Linked DNA regions of Mus musculus: region 2 is linked to region 1. The links are chromatin loops, found by intact Hi-C in ENCODE. Cell type or tissue: heart. All regions are shown on one strand.

Evidence for each region. Hi-C counts contacts between places; a loop is a spot of excess contacts. Peaks named below come from ENCODE experiments on the same cell type or tissue, not always from the same donor. Only the 100,000 strongest peaks of a DNase experiment are listed, where the experiment ranks them.
Region 2: a loop joins it to region 1, with 2.2 times the contacts of the local background. A loop is called at or near these places in 2 of 42 quality-filtered maps.

What each region holds. Positions count from the first base shown.
Region 1 is chrX:57,283,391-57,291,390 of GRCm38, forward strand. It overlaps Arhgef6 (Rac/Cdc42 guanine nucleotide exchange factor (GEF) 6), which reads right to left. Exons shown (of 22, transcript NM_152801.2): 6 at 5,831-5,901. Among named protein-coding and RNA genes, the nearest start is that of Arhgef6, 51 kb to the right of the region's middle. In heart, no CTCF peak of the experiment used is centred here; a DNase peak (open chromatin) is centred at 3,091.
Region 2 is chrX:57,380,964-57,388,963 of GRCm38, forward strand. It overlaps Rbmx (RNA binding motif protein, X chromosome), which reads right to left. Exons shown (of 9, transcript NM_011252.4): 6 at 7,782-7,896; 7 at 7,559-7,684; 8 at 7,098-7,180; 9 at 5,067-6,430. The coding sequence ends at 6,120. Among named protein-coding and RNA genes, the nearest start is that of Snord61, 6.5 kb to the right of the region's middle. In heart, no CTCF peak of the experiment used is centred here; no DNase peak of the experiment used is centred here.

The DNA.
Region 1 (8,000 bases):
GAAGGGATGATTTCTAGTCTTCCTTCTAGGATCCAAGGGGAAGGAAAGTCATTACTTCCTTCTAACATAGATTATATGGACAAGGTGAAAAAGTAAGCTAGGATCTGTGAGGAATGAGATTATAGATGACATCTATCCCAAAGAGTGGGGCAAGAGCGGATGCTGAGAACTCAGCTCCTTAGCAACAGGAATGTAGAGCTGAGACTATTCTACTGCTCACATCTCTGTGAGGACGATGAAAGAGTACCAGGTACTGCTGGTACTCCAGTTGCTTCATTCCCACTTTGAATCCATTCTTGTGTCTCAGTTCATGGCATGGTAGCTCCAACATTCCCAGTGGGACTTCTCTTCTTGGTTAATCCTCTTAGAAACAGACTCAGAAACACACACCTGTAATCTGTCTTCTAGGTGATTCTAAACCTAGTCATGCTAATGATTCTGAAGATTATCCATCACATTTTGTCTCAAAAAGAAGAAGAAGGAGGAGGAGGAGGAGGAAGAGGAGGAGGATAGAATCGATGACTCAGTGGGTTAGAGCACTCACCGCTCAAGCATGAGAATTTGATCAGATGTAGACACCCACATAAAAAGCCAGGCATGGCCACTTGGTAATGTCAACATCGTGTGGGGGTGAGACAGGAGACTTGCTGGCCAGCAGCCTAGCACCAGGTTCACTAAGAAACCCTGGCTCAAAGGAATATATGACAGTAATAGAACAGTACATATGACATCATTTTCTGATCTCTGTATATTCTCCATACATGTGTGTATGCATGCACACTCGAGCGCGTGCATACACACACACACACACACACACACCACACACACACACAAAAGCAGACATAAACATAGGCACAACTGGTATGTTAAGGAGAAAGATGTGATCATATAAAATACTCAATTAGAACAACAAAAAGCAGGAGAAAATAGAAAAATAGAGCAAAGAACAAGGGGCAACAAGTGCTAAACAGTAACAAAGGGGGTCAGTGAGATGGCTCAGCTGGGTAAGGTGCTTGCCACCAAGCCTTATGACGTGAGTTCGATCCCCATAGGTAGAAAAAAAGAACCAATTCTGCAAGTTGTCCTCTGAGCACCACATGTGCACTCTGCTGCATGTGTACACACACATGTACACACAGTAAGTAAGTAAGTAAATAAAATTTAATAAAAAACCTAATTCAGAGTGCTGAAAGGACCGTTTCCTAAATAAATGCTATTAGAAAAACTAAATAGGCATTCAAAAGAATGAAAACAAACTTTCTTTTCTTGTTTTTTCGAGACAGGGTTTCTCTGTGCAGTCCTGGCTGTCCTGGAACTCACTTTGTAGACCAGGCTGGCCTCGAACTCAGAAATCCACCTGCCTCTGCCTCCCAAGTGCTGGGATTAAAGGTGTGTGCCACCACTGCCTTGCTTCAGACACACCAGAAGAGGGCATCGGATCCCATCACAGGTGGCTGTGAGCCACCATGTGGTTGCTAGGAATTGACCTCAGGGCCTCTGGAAAATCAGTCAGTGCTCTTAACTGCTGAGCCATCTCTTCAGTCCCGAAAACAAGCTTTTAAGTTCATTTTTGTTTTAAAAGATAAGGTGGTAAGGCAGAAAGTGGGGCATGGTAGTGCCACACACCATTAACCCCAGTGCCCAGGAAGCAGAACTCTGGGAATTTTGTGAAGTGAGTTTCAGGCACATAGTGAGACCCTGTCTTAATTAACTAAGCTGGAGAGGTGGCTCAGTGGTTAAGAGCACTGACTGCTCTTCCAGAGGTCCTGAGTTCAATTCCCAGCAACCACATGGTGACTCACAACCATCTGTAATGGGACTTGATACCCTCTTCTGGTGTGTCTGAAGACAGCTACAGTATGCTCACATACATGAAATAAATAAACTTAATCTTTTTAAATTAATTAATTAGAGCCAAATAGTAAGGCCCCCACACTGACTTTTTGTCACCACATGCATATGTACATGCATACACATACACACACACATGTATATACATGAACATACACACAAAAACAATGAACAGAATAAAGAGACAACCTACAAAATGAAGAAAAATCTTTTCAAACTATTATCTGCTAAGGGGTTCATATCCAAAATGTATAAGAAATTCAAAGAACTGAAAGGTAAAAGAACACCCCATACTTTTATAATGAGCAAAAAAAAACCCCACAAAAATATGAATATACATTTTTCAAAATAAAACCTGTAAGTCATTGTTTTTGTGTGTATGTTCATGTATATACATGTATGTGTGTATGCGTGTGCATGTACATATGCATGTGGTGACAAAAAGTCAGTGTGGGGGCCTTACTCTTTGGCTCTAATTAATTAATTAAAAAGATTAAGTTTATTTATTTCATGTATGTATGCACATATATAATAATGCTCAACACCACCTATCATGAAACACAAATTCAAAGATTTTCACTACATTCCTGTTAGGTTGGTAATTACTGAAAATACAAAATATTGGTCTGGGGATGTAGCTCAGTGGTGAAGCACATTTGCCTGGCATGCTTGAGGCTCTGTGTTTGAGGCCCGGGCCCCATAAAACTATAAAAACATTAATGTAGAAAAGGGGGAACCTTTGCACACTACTAAATAAATACAGTCATTTTGTAAAACTATGTGTTCAATAAAAAGAAAACATTGAAAATAAAGTCAGGCATGATGATGCATACCAGAATTTGGGGAGTGGTTATTGGCAAGAAGATCCAAATTCAGGCTACATGAGACTTAGTCTCAAAACAAAGCAACAACAAATGGGAAAAGAAAGCCAACAACATGGCTCAGCTGGGAAAGGTGCTTGCTACGTGACCCGGCAGATTTCTGCAGATTTAGAAACCATGGAAAAATACGAGGAGAAAACAGACTCCAATTTCCAAAACGTTGTCCTCTTATCTCCACACACGCTCTATGCCATGCATGCTTCTGTCCAACACACATACATACAGAGAGGCGCGCTCGCGAACACACACACACACACACACACACACACAAAGGGAGCAAAGTTTTCTCATCACATTACTTCCTCCCAAACCCCAGGAGACTTTCCATACAAGACACAGAGCTGCCCTTGCTGTGGCTGCGGCGGCAGCTCTGCTCCTTGGGAATGCTGGAGATTCTTTCCTAAATTCACTCGGACTTTTCTTGCTTTTTACAAACTCAAAAGAGTGGCTGATGAATGGAGCTCTCCCTCCCCACCCCCACCCCCTCTTTCAGGGCACAGGGCATCTAATATGAAAGGATAAGGAGAGAAGCAGACAGAGGAGGCTATGTGCTCCTGAACAGAAGGCCTCAGTGGTGAGTCAGAAGGCAAGGAGCTTGGCAGACTAACCAACTTCAGAGCAGTACAGTTTGATCGGGATGAAATCTCTTCAAATTTACTAAGATAGGCTGTGTCTGGACACTGCCTGCACCTCCCTGGTTCTGTCTTCATGAGGCCAAGTGAGAATCCATTTGCTGAACATCTAGTAAAGGACATCTAATAATTGTATTAACAGTACTTTGATGGGAGAGTTGATGTAAGATTAGATGGGAACACCTCTCATGTGGAATAACTTGATTTTCTAGTCTTATAAATGGGATGGTATTTTTTATTTGTCTCAGATATCCACAAATAAGAAGGATACTCAGATCATTTGAGAAATCCTCTGAATTCATTCTCACATTTTTTTCCTAAACATTCAACTCCAAAGTAGTATGGATTTAAAAATACCCAACCAACAATAATCTCTTTATATCCATATCTAGCTATAACATACACACTGTATCTGTACTCAATAATAAAACAGTAACAGTCCAGAGATGGCAACACATTCCTGCAATTCCATTACTTGGGAAGCAGATGCTAGAAGATCGTACATTCATGGACAATCTCGGCTATGTGCTGAATTCCAGGCTAGCTTGGCCAACAAAGAGAAACTGTCTTAAAAATAGAGATAGATAGATAGATAGATAGATAGATAGATAGATAGATAGATAGATAGGTAGATAATACATAGGTAGGTAGGTAGATAGTAGATAGGTAGGTAGACAGATGGACAGACAGATGGACAAACAGACAGGCAGATAGATAGGTAGATAAGCAAACTGAGCATGCTTACTGTCCCAACACATGAGAAGCAGAGGCAGGAGATTAGAAATTCAAGGCTATCCTCAACTACATAGCAAGTTTGCAGCCAGCCTTAGCTACAAGAGATGAAACTTTAAAATAACAAAAAATAGAATAAATAAATAAACAGTAAAATTATAAGTAATATTAACACAAAAGTTCTATATGTTTTCCCTTCTGGCCAATATGAAATGCCCAAGACCTTCTTTTTTCTTTATTAAATTTGAGATTTGATATAATATACATTGAAAAATTAAAATCATATCTATCTTTTGAGCCAAAAAATGAACCTCTAGGAATCTACTCTGCAGATCCTTAAATTCTATGGCTAAGGTGCCGCCTGCAGAATTGCTCCTAATTACTAAAGTGAGAAAGAATATGTATGCTTTCCAATAGAGGTTTGGTTATACAAACTGCAGTCCATCCAGTGTTTGTGTAGAATAGCTGCATATGAGAATCACAAGAGTTGCTCTTTTGTATGTGCTACACAATACTGTACCACTGAGCTACCTCAACCTCAACTCTCAACATTTGAAAGTGTTGCAATCAGAAGATAGTGATATGCACAGCAGAGTGCAATATACTTCAGATCCACAGGGACACACTATGGCACACTTGCAACTGTCACTTGACTCAGTCCTTTCCTTAAAAATGAAATCAGTAGAGGATCATTTGGAAGAAGTGACAAGGCCTGAAGGGAAATGGGAGGCTAGTTCTGATGAATCACGCCTTTTCATCTAGAAATCAGAGAAAACCCGCTGACAAACAATTCTCCTCTGATCCCATGGCACCCGTGAAGCTCCTCTTTGAGTCTTCATATCACTTACTGTTTATGTCACCAGTGTGGAACAAATTCACTGGATAGTGAAATTTAATTTTTGAAGCCAAATTACATTAACATACCTGTACAGAGGTGATTAAAAACTCTTTTTCATGCACAAAATGAAATGAGTATGTAGTAAAAAGGCACACAGAACACTGTGTAAAGTCGGAAGCTGGACTGCAGTAGAGGTTTGGGGACATAGTGAGGCTACCAGAAAAGGCAACTTAGAGGCAATGATGACTTGACCTTTTCATTAGTGACTGGGCCAAGTCTGGAAAGGAGACAAGAAGGAGAGCAGAGAGTAGATTAAGGAGAATGATGCAATTTCTTTTTTCAAACGGGAGCTTATTTTGAGCATTACACATACCCTATTTATAGCTAATATAGTTTGACATATCTGTGTTTAAGCCAGAGCTATTTCACTCGTCTCTCTCTGTCAAAAGGCAGTCTTCCTTTCAGGCTCTCCTCAAAAATAGAATTGAGAATATTCCAGCAGGTGTTATGAGTTGATTGACTCTCAAGTAAAAATCACAGTGTACAATCACTTAAAACTCATTACATCGTAGAAACCTGGGGACTTGCCTTCTTTTAAATAGACATTTAGGTGATGTCACCGAATTTCACCATGGCGCCTACATGTTAATCATCTTCTCTTTCATCACTGTTTGTAGGCCTTGTTCGGAAGTGTTAGTCAGTACTGTGGATGCAAAACCTCTAGATATCTCTAAGACTCACAAGTGAAGACCACTGTAATACAAAGAGCCTTGGAACCTCACAAAGCAAGTTTTTCCCATCTTTCCTTTGTATGACCTCAAAATTAGCAGTGGTTTGACAAGTAAAACATCTCCATCTCCAGTTAAAACAAATTTGCCCTTTGAGCGAACACTCACCACAGTGTAGTAATTCTTGGTAAGTGGAGCAGTGTCAAATCCTTTGATAGCCTTAGGGGACAGAGGTCTCTCTGTAAAAAATGACATTTGGATATTGTTAATGTCATACAATTGATAACAGAGGACAACTGACATACTATGAAGAGTCGAAGTGGGAAGAAAAGGGAAATGGAGCTTCTTAAGTAGGTGGAAATATCACTTAACTGCACAAGATCAAAGTGCAATCTTCTTCTTCAGTCTCCTCAAGTTCCGAGAGGGGGGACCAGTCAAAGAGTTAATCCATAGTTCAGCCATGGCAGAGCCAGGGCGAGTGTCACTCACAGTTTAGGTTTATTTATAGAACTCAGGGTGTCCACTTAATTTATTCACAACAGGTGAGTGGAACCAAGGCAACCTGAAGTGTATTTGTAACTTACAAATTAACACACAAGCAGGAAAGAACATATACCACCCATGCCTTTCTTGGGGATGCCTACTGTGGCAACGATAAAATAAGAAGAATCTCCAAGTCACTGAAAATGTCTGTACAATTCTCCTTTTTCTCTATCATTTTAATACTATTACATTATATTAGAAAATGCTGCCTTTATTTTACACAGTTAATCTTAACCATTAGATAGTACCCATGGGATATCCTAGGGCATTCTTCCATTTAAAATGAAACACACGACACTCATATTTCTCTTTATGAGACAAGGCTTTACCATGTAACCCAAACTATCCTTGAACTCCTGATCCTCCTGCTTCAGCCTCCCAAGTGCCAGGATTAGAGGTGTGCACCACCACTCCTGGCTATAACCGTTTAGCAGCATCATTGCATAGTATCTTTACAGCCTGTGCTATCTTTTTCTCCATTCTGTTTTGTATTTCATTCTCTTTCTATATTATACACTGTTTTAAACTCTTTCTGAACATAGTAGACTTCACATAACCAAGTAAGAGTATGTCATCACACATTAACACTTCTTTTATAAATAATATTTTTCAAGTTATGAAACCTTTATAGGCCAACTCTAAAAATTTAAAAAAAAAAAAGAAAGAAACATAAAGGATGGCCTAGTCAGTCATCAATGGGAAGAGAGGCCCTTGGTCTTGCCAAGATCATATGCCCCAGTACAGGGGAATGCCAGGGCCAGGAAGCAGGAGTGGGTGGTTTGGGGAGCAGGGCAGGGGTAGGGTATAGGGGGTTTTCAGGATAGCATTTGAAATGTAAATGAAGAAAATATCTAATAAAATGAATCCTAATGATTTTGTCTTTTTTATTCTTTTCATGTATATTTATGCTTGCATGCACACATACACACATATTTTCTATAATCTTGTAATTCTAATATAATATCATTTTATGAATTTTTCCAAATACTTTTAATTTTAACTCTAATTATATTAAATTATTCCTAATATTTATTTGGGACTAAGTAGCATTGAAGACATTTTACTTATCCTTAAAACATGCTGAAAAATGAAGATCATCTTACTTTATAGAGGAGAGAAAACACCAAACCAGAGATGTGATACCCTTGGCCTAAGGCCATTCAGGTAGGAAATGGCAGAATCAAGGCCAAAGTTAAGGCATGAGTTGATAAAGAGGCTCTGCTCCCAATCAATAGGAATCTCAGAGACAGAGCTACTAAGGGGCTTGGTGAATAGTACTGAGCAGAAGCGGATACAAGACTTCAGTTATATCTGGGATGGCCACAGAAGGACTTGATCTGACTTCAGAGGCCTGTATATAAGAAAGCAAAGCAATTTCTATGTAGGGAGAACAAACAAACAAACAAACAAACCATGATGCCATATTCCAATATCAGTATTCAAAGGAGCTGTATGCCTGTAAAAATGAATGCCATTTGGACCATGCTCATAAGGCTTAAAAAACAGCAAAGAAAGCCAGCTTTGTTATTCTGATCATGAGTATTGTCCAGTTTCTGAAATCTGTGCTACTTCACAGTTCATCTTTGTCCACTAGTGGCTTATTAAAACTTTATAGATAACTAGAGATATGGCTCAGTGGTTAAGAGCACTCTCTGCTGCTCCTGAAGATCCTAGTTTGATTCCCAGCACCTATGTCAGAAGGCTCAGAACTTCCTATAGCTGCGGTTCAAGGAGGTCCTGATGGCTCTGACCTCTACAGGCACTAGCACTTGCTCACATAAACCCACACTCAGGA
Region 2 (8,000 bases), 98 kb after region 1:
TGAAAACGAATTCTGAGCCTTTGCCAGCTGGCCCAGTTGGAGGTCCTGTCAGCAAAGTATTAGTAAGCCGCCACCGCAGGACTTGGGTTTGGTTCCTGCTTCCACAGCACAGACGTCTGTAGCCTGAGGAGCCTGTCTGGGTTTTATGCTCCTTCAGGGCACATATGTTCTGGACTCTGTAACAGAGTCCCCAGAAACACCCATAGGCTGTTTTTTTACAGTTGAGTACATCTGGCAAGACACTTCCCTATGTAGTTCCTCCAGCAGTAGAGAGCAGATTTCTAGTAGGTTCTGCTACTGTGGTACCAGTATCCCTTAAACATTTAACAAGTCCTAACCGTGCCTCTCCATATTTGATTAAGTAGGTGGTGAGGCTCTTCATTGATCTTCTAGAATAGCCCTACAGTAGGTCTTGAAGAATAGAAAGGTGTGTGTGGGGGGGTCTCCCTTGGGCACTCTAATCTCAACCCTACCAGAAGCAACTAGAGTAATTTAAGGTTTGTTATTTTATCCGGCGATCCTATACTCTTTATTCTCCTTTACTTCTATTACTCTACCCATTCAGAAACCCATACCAAATTTTCCTTGTACAGAATAGTGTTTTCTCCTCCTCGAATCCAGCCTGAGGTAAACGCACAATATGGGGTCTGTTAGGCAATGTCTTCAGACATCCCAGTGCTCTTTAGAAAGGGAAATGAGCTGCCACAAATGTCTGGCAGGCAGGCTCATAATCAAGCTACCTTTTGTGATTCGTAAAGTACCAACTGAAATCCCAAGTGCACTACAGTAGCAGTAGGGATGACCTTCAAACAGAGAATGCACGAAGTCTTGACTTTTACTTGCACTTACAAAGAAAATTGCAAGCTCGGGTGTATTAAGTTTCAGCACAAGTTGCTCTGAGAATCAGAGCTTCCCGATAGCTCTACAAAAGCTTACTTCTAATAATCTCCTGACAGATACTGCTGAGTATCGGCTGGGATGAACTCAGAATGTGACAACTGGACCTTAGCAAGCCTCTGATGCGACAGAACATTGATACCTGGACTTCTTCCAGCTTAAGCCCAAGCACCTTGCCCTACAGTCTGTAGAAATAAGCATCCCTCTGCTTAAAAGCAAAATCACAGATGGGACAGTTTGCAAGATTCTGTCCTCCTCTACAGTCACCAAAACCATATTCAACCAGCAGCTGAAGAGCCAGGGCCAAAATGTCAGAAAGCTCTGAGCAGGCCTGGACACACAACCTAAGGGCATATGAATCAAGCTGGGAAGAATGCGTAGGCCAAACATGGGTGGGGTTTCAGCATGGAGTAAAAGCTATGCTAGAATCAGAAGCAATGAACTAATAGCAATAGAGGGCTGGGGATATAACTTGGTAGAGTGCTTGCCTAGCATAAACATAAGCCCTGAGTTCTATTCCTAGCCCTTCAAAAACTTGGTGTGCTGGCATGGTGTAGTGTAAACCTATCTAACATACCAGAGGGGAAAGCAGTTCGAGGTCAGTCTATGTTCTGTGAGGACCTTGTCTCAAAAATATCAATATGAAGGCTGGGCATGGTGGCACACACCTTTAATCCCAGCACTCAGCAGGTAGAGGCAGATAAATCTGTGACTGTAAGGCCAGCCTGGTTTGTATGAGTTCCAGGACAGCCAGACTATGTAGAGAGACCCTTGTCAAACAAACAAAACCCTTAATTAATAAGATCTTATACATAAGGATATACATGGTATTAAAATAGTTGCTAATGGTGGATCGTGAATGGAGGAAAGTAAAAGTTAACTATGACTAACCTAGGAGAAAAAAAAAAACAGCTTGTAAGAACTTTCAGTCCCTAACAAAAGGGGAAACTAATTGGGTCCCAAAGCCCAGCCCTGAAGATAACACAAAAAGAAATTGATAGAAAATAATATCATTTAATACTTATGTAGCTTTTACTTTATGAGACAGTTTCATGAAGTCAATCTCTTCCACCTCTGGGATACATATTATTAACTTTCTTTACAGGTGAGAGATCAATTACAGATTAATTTCTCCAAAGTTCCCTCAAGTAATAATGCTGAAACTGGAATTTAAACTCACTAGAGAACCATTCCCTACTTCAACCTAGAGAGAAAGCAGAATTAGCAAGAGACAGCAGTTCTGAAGGCCTGCTGGATCGTGGAGTATGCATGCTACATGGGCAGTCCCAGAGGTCACACTGAAAAACCCAATCTTATACTGAGTCACCCATCAAGGTAAGGGTCTGCTGGCTGTCCCTATACCTAAATCAACAGTGCCCCAGAATTGACGTTTGGGGAGGAAAATTAGGTGGGGAAAAAAACCCTGAAAAGCCTAAAATGAATTTCTACTTACAAAAAGGGCTTAAAAAAGAACCCAACACCACAAAGACACACATTCAAGTTTTATTGGGCTTCAATACAAAACATTCCAAAATAAATAAATAAATAAATAAATGATCTATAATGTTCTACATCCAGCTACCAAATAAACCACAGCACTTTGTGTATTATTCAAATTCTTCTACAACCAGAGTTTAGCCAGAAGAATCAAGGCTAATTTTTTTTTTCTAATTGCAGATTTTAGACCTGCTAGTTCTATATTCTACCACTTGTCAAAAAAGTCTCTTGAAATTTTCTACCAACTTCCCACTTTGAATTTAACATTCATATTTAGTGTAATATTGCCCATGACAAACTAAAAAATGCATATAAAATGTCACGAGCTAAAGGTCTTGACAGCAGAACCTACTCCGGGCCTGATTAGAGGACGAAAGGCTTGAAATCCCCTCAACAGCACTGTAACAAATTCGTAAGAAAAATCTCACAAGTGGAGTTAAATTCTTTGACTCTAAAACTCAACCCGCTTCTGTTGAGATTATCTGCGTTCACATTACTGGCTGAGTTTCCAAAGCAGTAAACTAGAGTTATAGCTTCATGGTTTGTTTCCAAGATGGAGCCCTGAGGGTAAAGTACCTTTTATAAAACCACAGTGACCTAGTGACCTATTTTTGTTCCCAATATGTTTTCCTAACTAGCCTAACGTTGCCAGTTTTGACTTTCATTTCCCAGCACTGTTCTTCCCCTTCTTAGTTTTACAAGACAACTAATAATGTTTCCTACTGATGAGGCAAAATTCATCAAATGGGTCAGACATGAGTGAGGTATAATTTTTCTGACTGAAATGTTTGTGTGTCCTGCCAGGGGTTGAATGCTAGCCTCACTGGTGCTTAGGCAAGCACTCACCATGGAGTTACAGCCCCAGCTCATTCAATGTTCTTCTCTCAGTGATCATCAGCTCGAAATTGCAGAGTTGCCCTATGACTTTGCCCGAACGACTGAATGTCTACAAAGAGTCACCCGAACTTCTTGGGTAGGTACCTCCACTTACCAATTAGTCTCCCTCTCTCCATTGGGTCAGTTTTAAGTGATTGCCACTCCCTAATTAAGGATTAACAAGCACTGATTCGGTTTAATCATCCTCCCTCCCTTGAAGACAAAAAAAAAAAAAAAACAAACTATTGCCTGTACCAAACCAATTCTGATGCGCACTGGGTAAGCAACTGCTGTGGCTTAGTCTCAGCGTTCCTCTGCTTCAGCAACTCTGTAAAAAATAAAGCATGGGATCAAGTTACAGAGAATTTTATAGTGTAAAGTACTTCAATCTTGGTTTTTCAGTTTAAGTATTAGCTCTAAAGTGCCTGGTTCCAAAGATGGCCATATTCATTGCAAGTACTACTGTAAGCATTAGCTTTGTCACATTAAAATCAGATACCCTGCCACCTTGTGTCTATGAAATTTGGAAGTTGCAGTAGCAGCTGTATCACAATTATCAATTGAAAAGAAGCAAGCCCCAACAGCGTACAATTCAAACAATATTGCTCACAGCAAACCATTAATTAGATAGGCTCTTTTAATAAGAAATCCTGCAGGCAAGAGCTATTAGTAACTTTCACAAACAGCTAGTATTACCATACTAGATACTCTAAATGAAAATACATCTATATACATTCACTCAAAATGACAAAATAACTTCATCCACATGTCCAGAGTTGAGCATTATCCCCATTTCATAAATGAATTAGGGGTCAAGAAAATACTTGCCAACACCACAGCCACACAATGACAAAGCTGCATTATTTAAACCTTCAAAGGACACTGCTTTCAACACTTACCTGAGCATCTGATTGTTCCTTACTGCCAGCTTTATCTACTGTGAATCAATCAATCAGCACTCCAGGACAGTATGACCATTAGATTCAACCTGCAAAAATTGCATAAATGAAATCTAGTTATTTCTCTAGAGGAAATAGTTGACCACTTGCCTATAACTGCTTCCCCCCTTCGCCTTTTTCCAGAAAGAACAGGCAAGTTCAGACTTGCAGCTTAATGCATATTTCATGTTCTACTACTCCTCTTAATTGGTGGAAGGTTCATTGGCTTGGGATGGACTGGAATGGCTTAAATGGTTAAGTTGCATGGCTTATGGATTCTCATTCTTTTCCAATGGTGCACTGCCACGTTAAATCCATAAGTTGAACCGACAAAACATTTGAAGGAATAAGTGCAGTCTAAGGATTTTTAGTTGGAGGTCTTCAAGTTTACTATATTCAAGAGCATCTTTTTCAACTTCATGGCTGGACCTGGGTCATGCTGCCTCAGGTTTTTTTGCTTTTTAAAAGACCACTTGCAATAGATTTTTTTTTCTCCATACAGTGTAGTTTCATAGAACTAAAACAAGTTAGGCATCCAACTAAAGGTCAAGTTTGCAATGGCTTATAGGGGTCAAGACAGGGGGACCCCAATCCTAAGCCATTTCTTCTATTGACTACAAGACTAATTTGAAAAAAAAAGTCAAAACATGAAGCATGTTTACAGTTCTTCATCAAAAATATATAAGAAAAAAGTCACCCCCTCCCAGTTCCCAGACTGCTATTGATAAACAAAATGGCTGCATTAATGCCTCTAAGTGTCATACATGCGTTAAAAAAATTTCCAAGTGTTGAATTTGGAGGACTTCTAATAGGCTATTGAACCTTTGTGGGGTTTTTTTCCAAGGTTTTTTTTTTTTTAAATCTAGAAGGCATTTCCACTGCCAGGAAGTACAGTAGGCATCACTGTACTATGAGGAAGGTAAGTGCTCAATTTCGACTTAGACGGAAAAACTAGTTTGCTTTGCTTACCATCTTTGCTGTTTCACGGGCATTTGGTGCTTTAAATCTGATGTGGAATGCTGATAGATTCACTTTTTAGAAGTCATAAGCCTTTAGGAAGTTGGAGATAACTTCATTGCTTATCTATTTTCTCCTTTGCAATCAAGCTGTTCCTTTAAAAGTGAGACACTACAGAGTTGCAAAAATTTGAAACAGTAAGAGCAAGCATCGGTTTGCAGCTTCAGGGTTGACTTTGGCCAAACGTTTTATTGAGTATTTTGTAGTTGTTTAACACACACTTAAATGGTCTTAGGTCTTACTCGGGGAGGGGGAAGGGAGGTTCTTGTAGATTCCCAAGGAAGTGTCAAAAAAGCAAAATATGGCCAGTATCCATCTGCTTTTTTGGGGGGTTTCTGGGTAAACAGTACATCCTAGGCATCGGAGCTCAGGTTTGCTCGTTGGTTTTAATATATATACTGCGAAGATTGAGATTTCAGTTGGAAGACACCCTGAAATACTGAAAGTAGCACACCCAACCAACCCTCTCTAATGGCTAGCTTGTCTGCACAGGCAGGGCGATTCAGCTCTCAGTGGAGACCAGAGGCCATCTAGATGGCTGGAAGTTTGTGGATGATCTTGGGGTTGCTTGCCTCATTTACTGGGGAAAAAAATCAGGAAGTGGCTGGCCTTCAGGGACACTTTCACTTGGAAAATTACAACACTAGGAACAAGTCAAGGCTCACACATCTACCATTTGCTTGTTGAAAGCAGCTCATACTAGCAAATAAAATTAAACACGTCTTACTTTTTCCCTCACAAGAACATAAAAATTATTAAAAGGGAACAGGAAATTTTAAAAAGGTAACACAATTTTTCCTTTTAGTAGTCCTTGGGTAGTTTATGACAGAAAGTTTCCACTTTTGTTTGTTGCTTTGAATGGGGATTTTTTTGGTCCAAAAGTTTTGTTTGTTCCTAGTATCTGCTTCTGCCTCCCCCTCTATCAGATCGGCTTCCTCCACGGCCACCACCTCTTGGTGCTCCGCGGCTTGAACTGCTGTAGGAATCACGTGGAGGAGGGTACCCCCTTTCCATAGAAGGGGGAAGCCCTCTTTCTTGTCTGCCCACGCGATCACGACCACTTGAGTAGAGATCACTTCGGCTGCTTGAGTAACTGTCTCGACTTCCACCATATCCGTCACGTGAGCTGCTGTAATCATCATAGCGACTGCTTCCACCATAAGATGGCGGGGGCCCTCGTGTAGGTGGAGCACTACGTGAGTTACCTGCAGGGTCAATGGTCAGGTAATATGGCAACACTATAAATTGTATATATACAACATTTAAATCTGAATTTACAGAATTCTTTGTATTAAAAGTTCACTTTCTCAACTGGGAAGTTTTAAACTCTACCATTGCTGGCCATAAGAGGGAATTGCTCATCTGCTGAGGTACGGAAACGGATTGATTTTAATGTTTGTTTGAAAAGACTGAAGACGTTGTGTATTTCAAGAGGACATTCCAGACAGCTTGTTATTTTAGAGTAGACACTCAGCCACTTTCCAGTGATAAGTTGCAATTTTTGAACTGTTGAGTTTCCTTCATATTGCAATGGTAAATATTTGATCTGGTTAATAAAATTTTTAAATTGTATTTTCACTGTTGGGGGGGAAAACACATAAGGCTGCCAATTTAAGCAAGCAAAATCCCCTCCAAAGCAAGCGAACAGCCTCAAAAGTAAAAACAAAACAAAACAACAAACAAACAAAAAACAAAACAAGGAAAGAACCAAAACACCCTTCACAAAACTAGGAAAAGCCCAGCTGATAAAGTTACCCCTTGAAAGCAAGCAAATGTCCCTTTAAAAGCAAGCACCACGCAGCCTATTAATCCAGCTCATGAACCTAAAACCTCAAGCTGGTGATAGTTTAAGATCCTTAACCGGTATCTTACCATAACTCTCATACGAATCTCTGTAGGAACCTCCACTTGGATGATCTGAATAGTCCCGATCCCGACCATAGCCATCTCTATCACTAAATAAAAAGCAAATTTTAAATTAAAATATACATCAGTTTAGCATCTCATGTTATTTTATAATATAATTCTAAAATACCCCAATCTAAAAACACATTTTTTTTTCTGTTTTGTTTTTTAGCTGCCCAATGTAAAGATAAAGTGTACGTGAGGAGAAATGATCATGCCATGGTGATCTTATAAAGGTCAAAAGATTATTTTGCACCCAGAATCTCTTCTCTCCCTTTCACCTTTACACAGGTTTCAAGGATGGCTACGCAGAGAACCAGGAATATTTGTAAAGTGCTTTAACAGCTAAGTTATCTCCCAAACCCCCGAGGCATGAAATTTTACAGAAAATTCTTATACGCCAACCACAGACATAAGTAGCCACTTACCTATAGCCTCTTGATGGATAGTCATCTCGTGAACTGGAATGACCATAATCACGGTAAGTATAATCTCTTGGTGGTGGTGCATAATCTCGTGTATCTCGAGAACTTGGATATTCTCTGCTTGAATAGCTACAAAAAAAAAAAAAAAAAGAAAATTTGGTGTATGCTTCCAGTGTGCTTTCTTTCAACGTGATCCTTAATAAAAGGAAATGCACTTTTCTGTTACCTGTCTTTAGTGGAATATCCATCATCTCTCGGGGACAAATAAACATCTCTTCGAGAAGGCAGGGGCTCCCTTCGTGGCGGGCCTCCGTAACCATCTCTTCCACGGGACACAGGGGCTTAAGGAAAAATAAGCATTAAAATCTAGCCATGGACAAGCTACATTAGTTATACTCAGGCTATAAAAAGGGATTTAATCGAATATGCTATGGAGCTAAGACAG